2 separate regions of the Homo sapiens genome follow, and region 1 is linked to region 2. Evidence: chromatin contacts called from ENCODE Hi-C or POLR2A ChIA-PET data. All regions are on one chromosome and are shown on one strand. Each heading gives the region's core, a stretch centred on a gene start or an enhancer-like site at or near the end of the contact. The rest is flanking DNA. Distances are from core to core; before and after follow the strand shown.

Region 1 (4,927 bases), core at 1,723-4,222, 1.8 Mb after region 2:
TGTGACAGAGTGAAAGCCTGTCATACACACACACACACACACACACACACGTGCACACACAAACACAAAAGAAAATAAAAGAAAATCACCCTAGCTTGCTCAACTTTCTTTTTTTTTTTTCTTTTTGAGACGGAGTTTTGCTCTGTTGCCCAGGCTGGGGTGTGGTGGCATGATCTCAGCTCATGATCTCAGCTCACTGCAACCTCTACCTCCCAGGTTCAAGCGATTCTCCTGCCTCAGCCTCCTGAGTAGCTGGAATTACAGGTGCGTGCCACCACTTCCAACAGATTTTTGTATTTTTAGTAGAGACGGGGTTTCACCATGTTGACCAGATTGGTCTTGAACTCCTGACCTCAGGTAATCTGCCTGCCTTGGCCTCCCAAAGTGCTGGGATTACAGGCGTGAGCCACCACACCCGGCCTCAACTTTCTTTAAAAAAAAAAAAAAAAAAAAAAAATATATATATATATATATATATATATATATATAAAATTTACTTTACTTATATAGAGACAGAGTCTCACTGTGTTTGCCAGGTTGGTCCTGAACTGTTAGCCTCAAGCAATCTTCCTGCCTCAGCCTTCCAAAGTGCTAGGATTACAGGTATGAGCCACTGTGCACCATCCTCAACTTTTTTTTTTCTTTTTTTCTTTTTTTTTGCACTGTTGCCCAGGCTGGAGTGTAGTGGTGCAATCTCGGCTCACTGCAGCAACCTCTGCCTCCCAAGAGATTTTCCTGCCTCAGCCTCCCAAGCAGCTGGGATTACAGGCATGTGCCACCACGACTGGCTAATTTTTGTATTTTTAGTAGAAATGGGGTTTCACCATGTTGGCCAGGCTGGTCTCGAACTCCTGAGCTCATGTGATCTGCCCACCTCAGCCTCCCAAAATGCTGGGATTACAGGCGTGAGCCACTGCGCCCGGCCCCAGTCCTCAAGTTTCATTGAGACAATCCTCAGGCATGTCCTAGACAGTTGGAGGGTCCCTCACAGGACTGAACCCCAGTGCCCAAGGCAGTAACCCACTCATTAACACACACTTTCTTGGCTTTCCTCTCTTTCCTGTTTTACATCCTTGCTCCGTCAATGAATTTACTGGAATCAACTGCAAAATAAACAACTTGCTCTGAAATCCTTTTCTCAAGGTCTAAGACTGTGGTGATCAAGACAGCCAAGGTCCCTACTCTCCCAAAACAACACACGGGTTTGCGTTCAAACCGTGTACAGCTCCTGCACCTGTCCATGCATCCGTGGAGCTCTGTCAGGCGCCGACTCCCCGCCTTGGTGTGCAAAGCATCCACATTTTGGGTCACCAACCAGTACAGCTTTCCGAGTTTCTCCCAGGTGCTCAAAGCCCAGTGTGCAGGGTTAGGCTGGTGGGAGGAGAATTGAGGCCAGCCTACGAAGTTTCTCGCCCAGTACCGCTGGCGGATTGGGGCACTCCGGACAAAATCACCATGCTGGATGGGCCTGCGGTCAGTGCGGGCATAAAGCCCCACTTTTTCTGACCTGTAGTCTGGTATCCCCGATTCGGTGGAGATTCCTGCCCCAGTCATCACAAGGAGTCTCTTGGAAAGGGTGATGAAGCGCTGTAACTCTTTGACCTTCTCAGGGTCCAGAGGAGGACTTGCTGGCACAAATAACCCAATGGAGGCTTTCGAGCACGGCTGGCTGGGGTTTGCGATCCAACGGCCTTTTGCTGACCTGAAAGTCAACGCAAAGCTCATCTTCATTCTAGAGAAAAAGAAGCCTCATGTGAGAAACTGGGGTGGTTTTTTTTTTTTCTCATTTTTTGTTTGTTTGTTTTCGTTTTGTTTTTTGAGACAGAGTCTCCCTCTGTTGCCCAGGCTAGAGTACAGTGGCATGATCTTGGCTCACTGTAACCGCCGCCTCCCGGGTTCAAGTGATTCTCCTGCCTCAGCCTCCAGAATAGCTGGGACTACATGGCCACCATGCCCGGCTAATTATTGTATTTTTAGTAGAGGCAGGGTTTCACCATGTTGGCCAGGCTAGTCTCGAACTCCTGAGCTCTAGTGATCTGCCCGCCTCGGCCTCCCAACGTGCTGGAATTACAGGTGTGAGCCTCTGAGTCTGGCCCTAATGAGTCAGGTTTTGTTTGATTTTGTTCATGTAATTAAGCACACACACGCATTCCTTTTATTTTTTCATTTCCCCCTTATTTTAGTTTACCCTCCACTGCAAGCTCTGCTACTTGGACACATCAGAGAGACAAGACCCCTGCCCGTCAGCTTTTCTAGCTGTAACAATAGAGGGCCGGGTGCGGTGGCTCACGTCTGAAATCCCAGCACTTTGGGAGGCCGACGCAGGCAGATCACTTGAGATCAGGAGTTCGAGACATGCCTGGCCAACATGGTGAAACCCCGACTCTACTAAAAATACAAAAAAAATTAGCCGGGCATTGTGGCACGTGCCCGTAATCCCAGCTACTAGGGAGGCTGAGGCAGGAGAATTGCTTGAACCCGGGAGGCGGAGGTTGCAGTGAGCCGAGATCGCGCCGTTGCACTCCAGCCTGGGCGAAGAAGCAAGACTCCGTATCAAAAAAAAAAAAAAAAAGAAAAAGAAAAAACTTTGACATATTATTTGACACAATGCAATGCATAAATCCTCTAGTGACATGCACCCCGTATGTAAACATTATTTTATGTTTGGCTTTCCAGATCTGAGATCAGGACCCCGCTTTCTCCTTGACATTCCACAGCAAAACGTGAACAGCTGAACAAACACACAGTCCGGTTTCCCGAGACCAAAGGGTCAGGGGAAACCCCCGCTGAAAACGTGCATCAGTGGAACAACTACTCTCTTCCAGGTCCCACCGAGGGCAAAGAGGAGAAATAGAATCCCTCACAAGAAATCCACAACTTCTAGAAATCCGCAGCACACACAGAACACACTTACCTCTCACAGCTCTACGGACACTTCACACCCCACAGTGGGACCGTCTGATTGCATTTGCATTTTGGGACATGTAGTCCAGAAAGCTTAAATGATGCGAGAAAAACCACAAGTCCCACAATCCTCCGCGTCTCGCAATTGACAGCCCCAGATCATCCAGGAACGCCCCCTGTCGGCTCTTTCTGGTCAGAGGTTCCCCCGTTAATATAAAAGCTTTTAATCATGGATTTTTTTCTTTGTTTTCAATTTCTGTGGGCACTTAGTAGGTGTATATATTTATAGTGTACATAAGATTTTTTTTCTTTTTTCTTTTTTTTTTTTAAGACGGAGTTGTTGTTTTTTTTTTTTGAAAAAACTCCAGTCTGGAGTGCAGTGGCACGATCTCGGCTCACTGCAACCTCCCTCTCCCGGGTTCAACCGATTCTCCTGCCTCAGCCTCCCGAGTAGCTGGGATTATTTTTGTATTTTTAGTAGAGACGGGGGTTTCGCCATGTTGGCCAGGCTCGTCTTGAACTCCTAACCTCAGGTGATCCGCACGCCTTGACCTCCCAAAGTGCTGGGATTATAGGCGTGAGCCACTGCGCCCGGCCATCTTTTCTCTTATTTTTTGTCTTTTTTTCTTTTCTCTGTGCCTGTCTATGCTTTACCCACATGAGATGTTTTGATACAAACATGCAATGTGAAATGAGCACGTCATTAATCATGGATCTAGATTTGACTTTTTTTTAAAGTTTTTGTATTTTTAGTAGAGACAGAGTTTCACCATGTTGGCCAGGCTGGTCTCGAACTCCCGACCTCAGGTGATCCGCCAACCTCGGCCCCCCAAAATGCTGGGATTACAGGCCTGAGCCACTGTTCCCGGCCTAGATTTGACTCATTCTAAACATCAGAGTTTGTGATCCTTTTCATTCACAACGACAGTATCAAGTTATTTGCTATTGGTAAAATACCTTGAACTTGTGAAGAAATGTGTTTATACATATCTGAAAAAGTGATAGTTTGTTGTTGTTGTTGTTGTTGTTTGTTTGTTTGTTTTTGAGACGGAGTCTCGCTCTGTTGCCCAGGCTGGAGTGCAATGGTGCCATTTCGGCTCACTGCAACCTCCGCCTCCCGGGTTCAAGCAATTCTCCTGCCTCAGCCTCCTGAGTAGCAGGGATTATGGGCGCATGCCACTACGCCCGGTTAATTTTTTTATTTTTAGTAGAGACAAGGTTTCACCATGTTAGCCAGGATGGTCTTGATCTCCTGACCTCGTGATCTGCCCACCCTAGCCTCCCAAAGTACTGGGATTACAGGCGTAAGCCACTGTGCCCAGCCAAAAGTGATGTTTTTACAGTTAATATGAAGCCAAATATATTATACCTGGACTAATGTACTTAACCTGCTTGGCTTCTCCAATTTTATTTATCATATTTTTTTTATTAAGTTAATCAAACAAGGCCTGCGTCTCACTCCCAGGGATTCTGATCTACAAATTTCCTAATTGTTCCTAATGTGTAGACAACCAGAACTGCCGCTCTGCAGCATCACCTAAATCAATAAATGTATAAGTGTCTTTGGACATAAAGGTGGGCGGCCAGCAGGGACCTTGAAGACCACCTAAGGACTCCCTTCCCCCATTTTAAGATGAATTGGGCTGAGTGCAGTGGTTCCCACCTGTAATACCAACACTTTGGGAGGCCAAGGCAGGAGGATCACTTGAGCCCAAAAGTTCAAGACCAGCTTGGGCAACATAGTGAGACCCACTCACTACAAAAAATAAACAAAATTAGCGGGGTGTGGTGGTGTGTGCCTGTAGTCCCAGCTACTCAAGAGGCTCAGGTGGGAGGATCACTTTGAGCCCAGGAGATCGAGGCTGCAGTGAGCCATAATTGTGCGACTGCACTTCAGCCTGGGTGACAAAGTGAGATCCCATCTCTTCAAAAAATAATAATAATAAATAAAGATGAACTGAAGTGCAGAGAAGTAATGTGGAAGCTTGAGAAAGAGTTTTTAGGTTTTTGGTTCTATCATTGT
Region 2 (4,735 bases), core at 1,470-3,969:
CAGAAACTCACCTTCCTCTAGTTTCTTTCTGTGCCACAGACTACAGCCCAGACAACTGGTTTTGAGTCATTTGTCTGTCATCCATACCAAAGTTCTACACTGCCAACTAAACTCAGCACTGGACAAACCAGCCTCACACAGACAGACAAAGGGCATCTTCATGAGAAATGACTGGACAGATCCCATCCGAGGGCCTGTGGTGGTAGACCTTAGGTGGCCGACCTTAGGCAGCAGGAGACCTTAGGCACAGGGAAAAGCAGCGAAAGTGAGAGAGCCAAGAGAGCAAGATAAGCTTCTTGCACCAAACTGATGGTGCATTTTGCAATCAAGAAAGTTAACTGAGCAACGGCCAGCTGCCAAAATATTTTTGAGAGAAATGAAAAAAAAAATGCCATTACTAAAATTATTTGGTGTTGTTTAATAAGCCTTTAGGTTATCCAAACAAGAGTGCAAAGGGGAGACTGATTTAGTTTTCATTTAGCAGAGCTTACTTAGGTGAGACCTTTCCAGTCCATGCCCCCCGTGACTCATCCATTCTCTCCCTGTATATGTAGAAGTTTATATTAAAATAAAGAAGAGGATTAAGTTTTCTTAATAAGATACATTCCAGTCTTTCACCTCGAGCTTTGTTTGAAAAGGCTCTCTCGAGGCATAGCATATGCTGCGATCCAGTCGGGTTTGATTCCAATGGAACTGCTCAAAATCAGAGACTGGAGGGCGCACAGGGCTGCAGCCTCAACACCATTTGTTTTTTAAAAAGCAGAACATCTTTACAGGCTCAGTGCCAGCTCAAACTGGCAAGACCAGAGAATCAGCAGAGACTGACCAATGTGCCGGGTAAGGGGGATGGGAGGAGGAGCTACGGGAACAGATCATCAGGGAAACCTTCAAGAGAGGAAATAGGGGTGTTTCAGGAACATAACAAAGAACAAGTTGACTAATCGTTTATTCCAGGGACCGCGGCGGTGAGGGGGGTGCCATCCAGGGCTAAGTATCTAATATTTTAACTTCAGGTAAAAGCATAACATTTAAACCTGGATATGCTTGGGGCTCACAGCTCTCTTAAAAAGGTGAGGTGAGAGGGGGCAAGATATTCCTGCTCTTTTATTACGCTGTTTATGGAGTCTCCTAGGAAACTTCTCCCGCGATGCCTCCAGAGCAGACCTAAGACAGCCCCCGCTAGTCCAGTTCCTAATGCAATAAGCTTAACTCAGCAGAGATCCCATCATGAGCTTTCTGCAGGGCCAAGCTGCTCAAGGCCGCTGCTGCCAGTCCAAAGAAGTTCTGTTGCGCAGACAAAAAAGTTACCTGCAGCAAATACCTAATATTCATAGTGGGAAAGGGAGAGAGAGTGAAAAAGCGCTTTAATCTTTGAGGGCCAGGCATTTTCTGTGACTTGGAAAAGAGGAATCTCTGCCCAGAGCCGAATCCACATGTCAGAACGGTGTCTGGGATGTCTGCCCTCAACAATGACATCTCCCTCATATAATGTTTCAGGACCGGCCAGAAAACCCTCCAACTTGCCAGAAGGACAGACTGCACCTCCAACAGCTGTGGCACCAAAAGTCTTCTTAGGAGGCACCCAAAGCCCTCCCGAGATGGGGGCGGGCCTCCCGATGAGGTTGTAAGGGGGCCAGCCTCCAGGTGCAGGGACACCTAACTCTGGCCAAGCACTGGAATAAGCAATTTACCTATCTCACTCCATCCCCACAACAGCCCCTTGGAGGCAGACACTACAGTCATTCCCCTTTTATAAAGGAGGAAACAGGCTCCGAGGTGTTACACAACCATTAAACAGCAGAGCCAGCCTCCAGTCACCCCGAACAGGTGGTCCTGACCGCTGCTGGATATGGGGGAAACACACAAAGCGTTTGGAGGAAGGAGTCGATAGAGTCGGGTAACACAAGATGCAGCCAGTGTTTATACCTCTTCCTCGTCCAACATCGGTGGTCCCAGGACACTGGAGGGGAGGGCCTGGATGGGGAACGTGAACCCGAAAGGACCCCGGCACTGCTGGCAGGGGAAGAGGCCAGGACCCCGGCTCCTCTGGCAACGCGGGGAACCCCAGATCCATAAACCCTCCCGAAGGAGGAAGACCCAAAGGGAATGCATGAAGCCACGGGGTTGCCAGGCGGCCCTTCCCTCCACGCTTGTTTTGTCAAACAAGGGCCTCCGGCCGGGGCCTCAGGGGGTCGCGGGGGTCCCTACCTGTAGGCCAAAGTCATGCACTCGAAGAGCTTGGTGAGCGAGGCGTCGATGGACAGGTGGCAGGAGCTAGTCTTGCCGAAGCTGTAGGTCTGGCACGTCTGTTTGTTGACCGTGTCGAAATCGTAGCCCTTCTTGGGCGGGTGCTCTCGGTGCGGCGACGACACCATGAAGTGGCCGCTGTGGATGATCTGCTGGCGGCGCGGAGGTTCCTCGCGGCCCGGCCCGGCCCGAGGCGGCGGTGGCGCGGCGCTCGCGTGGGCCCGGGCCGGGGTGGCCGCGCCGGAGGCGGGCGGCGGGGACGGCTCATCCGTGTCCGAGTCGTCGTCGTCCTCGGACACCTGGGGCTTGAGCAGCACCTGGCGGCCCCGGCTGCGAGGCCGGCGCGGGGAGCACATGAAGACGTCGGCGGCCATGAGAAGGGCTCGGCCGGGGGCATCCCCCGGAGCCCGGGGCAACGCGACAAGCGCGCGAGGCAGAGGGGCGCCGGCCCGGCCCGGCCCGCGCGCCGACTGTCCGCGAGCGCGCGGCGCGGCGGGAGGGGGAGGGCTCCGGCCCCGGCGTGACGTCACCGAGGCGTCTGGGCCAATCGGCTGCCCGCGTCGGCCTCTTAAAGGCGCAGGGGAACCTTTCCTTAGCTAGGCGGACCAAAAAAAAAAAAAAAGGGGAAGCGGAGGCCACGCCTCCCGGCCGTGCCCCTCGCCACCTCCTCCTCTCCCGGCGTCCGTGGGTGCTGAGGGACACGGTGGCCGGGCGGAGCGGCTCGCCGGTGTCGCGACCTGGGAGAGGCGTCGGCAGAGTGGGGCCGTGCTAGTCCCGCCCCCGCCCCGCTCCGCGCCCCGGGAGTCGCCCTGTGGCTTCGCCGCAGGCCCGGCCGGCTCCACGTGGTGGGTGCGGGTGGGGCTCCTCGGCCTCCAGGCCCTGCTTTTTCCCTGCCGGGCGGTACCGAGTCCTCGCAGCTCACGCCTGAGTTTGCCGGACGTGGTGGCTATTGTCCTCATTATTCTCATCGTATTGATGGGAACACTGGGTGGCTGAATACCGACAGGATTTTTCTCAGACCTGGAGTCCACAGAGCTGGGAACTTGCTTCCCCTGCGCGTCCCCAGCTCGGCGCAGCTGTTGAGTGGCAGCGCCCCTGAGCCCAGCGACCTCCAGACCCCAGCTCTTTTAACTTCAACTCAGCATGCTGTTGTTATTTTTTTAAAGTTTGACGGACGAGCCAGCCCCCGAAACAATTCTAAAAGGGGAGTATCTGAGCCAGAGTTTTCTTCTCTGTCAAATGGTGAACAATTCCGTTTCCTCAGAAACTTGGGACAGTTTAAAAATGGCTATAGTGGGGCGCGGTGGCTCATGCCTGTAATCCTAGCACTTTTGGAGGCCGAGGCGGGTGGATCACTTGAGGCCAGAAGTTCAAGACCAGCCAGGCCAACACGGTGAAACCCTGTCTCTACTAAAAATAACAAAAATTAGCCGGTCGTAGTGGTGCACCCCTGTAATCCCAGCTACTCGGGAGGCTGAGGCAGGAGAATCGCTTGAATCCGGGAGGTGGAGGTTGCAGTGAGCCGAGATTGCGCCATTGCACTCTAGCCTGGGCGACAGAGCGAGGCCCTGTCTCAAAAAGAAAAATAAATACAAATAAAAATGGCTATAAGTTGCTTAGCAGGCAGGCTGGCACAAAATGAGCGCTAAATAAATGTGCCACAGGTTGGAGGATTTGGATCAACCAGACCAGAGGTGCCTAGAAATTGCCAATAGTCCACCACTATTTGACCTGCAGAAACGGCAACTTCGCGTGGCACAACCTAACTGACAGACACCTCTAGAAAGCTGTCAAGGTTTCCGGGGCTCAAAGCCAGTCTGGGGTGGGGGTGGCAGGGCATCAGAAGAGCCAGTGAGGCCCATGAGCCAGGAACACCCATCCTAATCCTAGCAGGGCGTCCAGAGTCCACAGCCACTCCTGCACTCTGCTTTGTTTTATTGTTGTTTTGTTTTTTGAGACAGAGTCTTGCTCTGTCACCCAAGGCTGTAGCGCAGTGGTGCAATCACCATGTTGGCCAGGCCGGTCTGGAACTCCTGACCTCAAGTGAGGCCTGCCTTGGACTCCCAAAGTGCTGGGATGACAGGCATGAGCCACCGCGCTGGCTCTGCACTCGGCTTTGAAGCTGGTTTCAGTTCCAGATTTGAGTGGGGGGTGAGTCCCCTGCCCCACCCTCTTCCTGACAAAGGCCTCCTGAAGGGAACAGAGGGCTCTCACCAAAATGGCTCCATTAACTTATTTCCAAATGTCTGTATGGAAAAATGGGCTGGATGACTGGCAGTTTTCAGGCATGAGTTCTAGATTTCCCTCTTCAACCTACTACTGTTCCCAATGCTGGTTACAAGTGTTTAAAAGTCCATCCTTTGAGTTGCCTTCCTTTCTCTCAAGACTTGTCTCCTTGGTCCTTGGTAAGTTTACATGCCCAGCCACTTTTTTTTTTTTTTTTTTTTGAGACAGGATCTGGCTCTTTCACCTGGACTGGAGTGGAGTG

The links. Hi-C counts contacts between places; a loop is a spot of excess contacts on that map. ChIA-PET counts read pairs that join two places held with the same protein, here RNA polymerase II (POLR2A). Pooled maps may share reads with other maps.
Region 1: a loop to region 2 is called in a map of CD4-positive, alpha-beta T cell, with 5 times the contacts of the local background. The contact joins the promoter of SIRT4 here to the promoter of MLXIP in region 2. A Hi-C loop is called at or near these places in 1 of 168 maps with a recorded cell type or tissue (CD4-positive, alpha-beta T cell), 1 of 37 single-sample maps with no recorded cell type and 7 of 50 pooled maps. POLR2A ChIA-PET finds 5 or more read pairs at or near these places in 4 of 52 experiments (B cell, HEK293 and activated CD4-positive, alpha-beta T cell).

Annotation. Positions count from the first base shown.
Region 1 is chr12:120,300,366-120,305,292 of GRCh38, reverse strand. It overlaps SIRT4 (sirtuin 4), which reads right to left and starts at 2,972. Exons shown (of 4, transcript NM_012240.3): 1 at 2,915-2,972; 2 at 1,235-1,732. The coding sequence starts at 1,731.
Region 2 is chr12:122,076,740-122,081,474 of GRCh38, reverse strand. MLXIP (MLX interacting protein) reads right to left here and starts at 2,719. Exons shown (of 17, transcript NM_014938.6): 1 at 2,209-2,719. The coding sequence starts at 2,621. RefSeq lists enhancers at 100-149, 220-269, 2,137-2,376, 4,444-4,493 and silencers at 2,437-2,886, 2,897-3,176.